2 separate regions of the Homo sapiens genome follow, and region 1 is linked to region 2. The links are chromatin loops, found by intact Hi-C in ENCODE. Cell type or tissue: ascending aorta. All regions are shown on one strand.

Evidence for each region. A loop is a pair of places that touch in the nucleus more often than their neighbours do. Peaks named below come from ENCODE experiments on the same cell type or tissue, not always from the same donor. Only the 100,000 strongest peaks of a DNase experiment are listed, where the experiment ranks them.
Region 1: it touches region 2 in a loop (3-fold over the local background); 1 of 110 quality-filtered maps calls a loop at or near these places.

The regions. Positions count from the first base shown.
Region 1 is chr2:98,148,213-98,150,712 of GRCh38, reverse strand. All of the region lies in intron 7 of VWA3B (von Willebrand factor A domain containing 3B), which reads right to left. Among named protein-coding and RNA genes, the nearest start is that of VWA3B, 62 kb to the right of the region's middle. In ascending aorta, no CTCF peak of the experiment used is centred here; a DNase peak (open chromatin) is centred at 1,232; H3K4me3 peaks cover 1,260 bases; H3K27ac peaks cover 1,771 bases.
Region 2 is chr2:98,268,224-98,270,723 of GRCh38, reverse strand. VWA3B (von Willebrand factor A domain containing 3B) reads right to left here. Exons shown (of 28, transcript NM_144992.5): 22 at 1-42. Among named protein-coding and RNA genes, the nearest start is that of CNGA3, 77 kb to the left of the region's middle. In ascending aorta, a CTCF peak has its summit at 1,356 (motif pointing right); a DNase peak (open chromatin) is centred at 643; H3K27ac peaks cover 1,864 bases.

The DNA of each region.
Region 1 (2,500 bases), 120 kb after region 2:
CAGACACCATGTAGGCAGGCACAGGATCCCAGAGGGTGATGGGAATAGAAGAGTATGCCTCCTGCTCTAGAAGTTCACAGAAATTGGGCAAAAGGGTCTTTAGACACCACCAAGCCACAGAATCAAGGTTCGAGGCAATTTCACTTGATCCCTAGTGGGCAGGCACCACCATCACATCAGAGCCACCTCTGCACAAGTGCTCAGAGGGCTCCTGACTCAGCAGGTGCTATGAACCTGAGTCTGCTTCCTGTCCTCTGCCTTCATATTCTTTATAGTCAAAGAAGAATGACCACGAACTCCTGAAGGACAATATAAGAAAAACGTAAAATGTAATGCACTACCTAATGCACCACCTAAGCGGCTCACGTTGTCAGAGTCAAAACACTGGAAAAGCTTTCCATCACCTGGAAAGAGCAGTCCTGGAAAAACAAACACAGAAAAAACTTTCGGGAGAAATCCCTCCAAGGAATTAATGTACCTATAGGAATCTAAAGCAAGCACAGAATAAATAAATACTTTTACATGATGATACATCTATTTTTGCCTTTACAATGAAGCAACAAAGGAGATAAAATTGCTCTCAGCCTACAACTACTTTTTGTTTTCCTCAGAAGAAGCATTGATATAAGGAACTATCCTAAAATATGAGGCCTAAAAGTTGATAATAATTCATATATAACTAATTTATTTGCAGACACCCTTACAATTTATTTATCAAACTCATTATAAGAAATGAAGATTCATACAAATATCTACTTACCAATGAGTATCAAACATCAAAATTAAATGAAATCAGAACTTGTAGCAATGCATCTATCTGTTTATCTAGGCTTTAGTAATTTAGGTTAGAGCAGTCCAAAGTACTTTGAAAACTTTCAAAAACAATTATAGCTTTTTAAATCTCCAGTTGATAATTGATAATGAGGCGGGGGAATAGGGTCTGGAGGCAGGGAACCTAAGGCCGATTCACAGTGACTTCCTAGAACTAAATCAAAAGGAAACCCCAACTTTCCAAACCTAAGTAACAGAAGAACCAGAGGTACTCCCTTTGCAAACCCCACCCTCACACACCTTTTTTGCCTGGCGGATGGAAAATTGAAAGTACTTCTGACTGGTTGCTTTCCACAATCAATCAAACGTTTGCATAAGGTGTAAACTTTGCAACTTCATGTCAGCTTCTGACTGGTTTCTTTCCACAACCAATCAGACTGACTGCAGGCCACTACTTCATTTGCATGGGGTGTACATCAAGCGGCCAATGAGAAACCTCTAGAGGGTGTTTAAACACCAGAAAATTCTGTAACTGGGCTCTGGAGCCCCTATGCTCAGCCAGCTCACATCCTGTGGAGGGTACTTTCGTTTTCAATAAATCCCTGCTTTTGTTGCTTCATTTTTCCCTTGCTTTGTTTGTGAGTTTTGTCCAATTCTTTCTTCAAAATGCCAAGGACCTGGACGCCCTCCACCAGTAACAATAATATTATTGTTTCAAAATGTTTAAGGCTTTAATACACCAAAAAGCAAAGCTGCAGTAAGCAAACTGCTGATACAGCTCAATCTTTTTTCTTTCAAAGTATATCACTGGAGCTAACCAAATTATGTCAATAAACCAAAGAAGAGAGAAGAAAAATGTATTTGGAGCAAAACCCAAAAAGCTTAGAATGTCAGTAAATACTATGAGAAAAATAGTGTGCCTTGAATGAGACAGCACAGAAACCAAGCACACATGTGCACTCCCCTTAGAAGAGTCAGTCCAGCAAGCAACATTCAAGATGAACGTTTATTTGGATAACGTGAAGCCCATTCTTCACATCTATGATAAATATAAGGGTAGGTGGAAAAACAAATCATGGTCAAATGGTCATGACCAACCTCAGACTAGAAAGAGAAAGAGCCCTGAAGCACAGCAGATGGTCCAGGAGCAAGTGTCATATAGAAGAATATAATATATTACAAAGGGTAGCACAGAGGTCAGTGGAGAAAGGGTGCATGAGTGGTGTGAAGGCAGTTGTTACATATTTTAGGGAAAATCCATTTATATTCCCACATCACACCATACTTCAAAATAAATCTAGAAGGACCAAAACAATTTTTGCTTTTGTTTTAAACTCAGGCAATAAAGAACCAAAAGGAGAAGAAATACAGTTACGAAGGAACTGCAGGATTTATAGATTACAGTTACTGTGCAAATTTTATGGTTGCCTATAAAAAACAGCCAAAATGAAAAGGAACACAATGACCAACATAAATTATCCATATGTAATACACCAAAGACTGTTCACACAATGTGATAAGAAACACAAGACCCCCGCAAGTAAAAGGGTAATAGACAAACAGGCAGTTTACAAAAGAAGTTAACAAATCCAAAAATGTTCAACTTCACTACTGTTTAATACTAATTGACACGAATTTCTTCATCAAAGAAATTCAGATGGAAACAATGAGATACTATTTTTATGCTAATTCAGGTTCTGTGAAATGGGTGTGAATTATATTGTCTTAA
Region 2 (2,500 bases):
GTTTTGTTTTCCAAGTACTGTATTGGTTTGTTTGCATCTAACCTAAAAAACAAAGAAACAAACAAACAAACAGAGGAAGAAACAAAAAGCAAAGAAAATGACTATAATAAAAAAATATGGTAAGATGGTTTCCTAAGAAATTCTCCCCTGAGAAACATCTGTTGAAGCTAGTGTCAGGTGTCAGATGACAGCATCATAGCCATGCCCTCTGCTCTATCAGGACTTTGGTAGCTTGCAAAGGTTAGAAATAACCATCTCTGTGAATTATGGTAGGCACTTTTCCCTATTACCTCATTAGGTTATCTGATTTTAAAGAAGTATGATACACATAAAATTTTCAGCATTTTTTTTTCTCCGTATTTGGAGCCTGACATCTGGCAGAACCAAACATGGGCTTCAAAGAGATTTCACACAAGTATGCCTAGCAGTGACTCTGAAAAACAAAGCAAAGCAAAACAAACCCAAATATTTGCCTCAGTGCAGTAATTCTTATACTAGCTCATTTTAGCTATTTTTATCTTCTTTCCTCTTTGCAAGCCTAAATAAGTCTAAACTATTTGGCTTTGCTGTTTTGATACATAAAGAACAGAAGCCAAACTTTCTATGGCTGATAAGCAGGCGGTGGGACTCCAGGGGAAGCTAGTGTGGTGTGATGGCCCAGGTCCTGGATTCTGTTTCCAGTCTGAGCTGCTTCTGAGTCAGACACTGCTAGAATGGAATGGGTAGGGAGAAAGAAAACAATTCATGATTATCACTCTTATTGCTGAAAGCATCACTTATTTATTTAGATGTTGGATTTTGGAAGAGAACAGTCTAAACTCAGCACAATCACAGGACTCCATCCACAAACAAACTCGTACCCAGAAGACAGCAAAACATTCTTATTGGAATGATGTCAGCAAGATGGTGGAATAAAAACCCAGGCCCTCATTCCCCTACAGAGACACTGACTTAACAATATATGAACCAAATCGCCTTTGCGAGAATTCCAGAAACAAATGAAGAGGTTGTGGCACCTCAGACAAGTACAAACCCAAGAAAAGCTGCATGAAGGAGAGTAAGAAAGCTTGTTGCATTTTGCCTGCCCTAACCTCCCCTCCTCCCCAAAACAATGTGATGCAATTGGAAGAAAGCTCCCCAATCCTGGCTCCTCCTTTGGAGAAGAGAGTGGAATGCACATTCAAAATTCTTGTGTTTTGGGGGACTTCTGAAGAAATAGGTTTCCGTCTTGCCTGATTCAGAATGCTGATGAGAACAGTGGCATATTTTGCAGGTCAGGTTGGGACCTCTGAGAACAGAAATGAGTGTCACAGCTTGTTACAGCATTGGAGATACTGCAGTACTTCAGAGAGACACCAGGGGGAACAAGATATTACAGGCTCCTGAAAGAAACGGGCAAATCTTTTTCACTGGGAAATTACACACACAAGCCCAGAGAAGACACATCCCCAGAAAAGGTTTCAGAGAGTCCCCCAAATCTCTAGCTGGGATAATTGGTGAAGCCCTTCACCTGTAAGAGGCCAGTTTGTGAAAATCGGATGAGATAGCTGTTTTTTCAAATGTCATATTATCAACTAAATATCATAAGGCATAAAAAATGTAGGGAAAAGCACACAAAGATATGAGGAAATGGCCCAATCAAATGAGCAAAATAAATCTTTAGAAATTGGTCCCAAAGAAATGGAGATATATTCTTGACCAGTCCTGGTCATTTGCCCCCCTTCTTGTCTGTGGACCATGATAAGCCTGAGTAGTGACTTCAGAGCTGGGTAACATAGAAATTAAAGTGAAAAGACCTTTACGTGGAGAATTTGCATGCATAATATAGGAAGGTGTTCTTTAGGTATGTTACAGGATTACTTTAAACCATTTGACTTACGCTCCAAAGTAATGTTGGTAGTATAGCAAATTATGATGAATAGCTTTAATTGTATGTTTAAGAGTCTCATATGTTCACATGCTTAAATCTGGGTATCAGAATTTAAGCAATTCTTGAAATATATAGTCTCCTTAATATACTAATTACAAAGCAAAAAAAAAAAAAGGAATGGAGATATATTAATTACCTGAAAAATAATTCAAAACAACAATGTTAATGATGCTCAATGAGCTAAAAGAAAACAGAGACAACAAATACAACTCAGAAAAGTGATGCATGAACAAAATGAGAATATCAACAAAGAGACAGAAACTATAAAAAAGAACCAAATAGAAATTCTAGAGCTGAAGAATACAATAAGTGAATTGAAAAATTCACTAGAGGGGTTCAACAGCAGATGTGATTAAGCAGAAGAAAGAATCAGTGAACTTAAAGAATAGATTTTATTGATTTGCATATATTGAACCAGCCTTGCATCCCAGGGTTGAAGCCCACTTGATCATGGTGGATAAGCTTTTTGATGTGCTGCTGGATTCATTTTGCCAGTATTTTATTGAGGATTTTTGCATCAATGTTCATCAAGGATATTGGTCTAAAATTCTCTTTTTTTGTTGTGTCTCT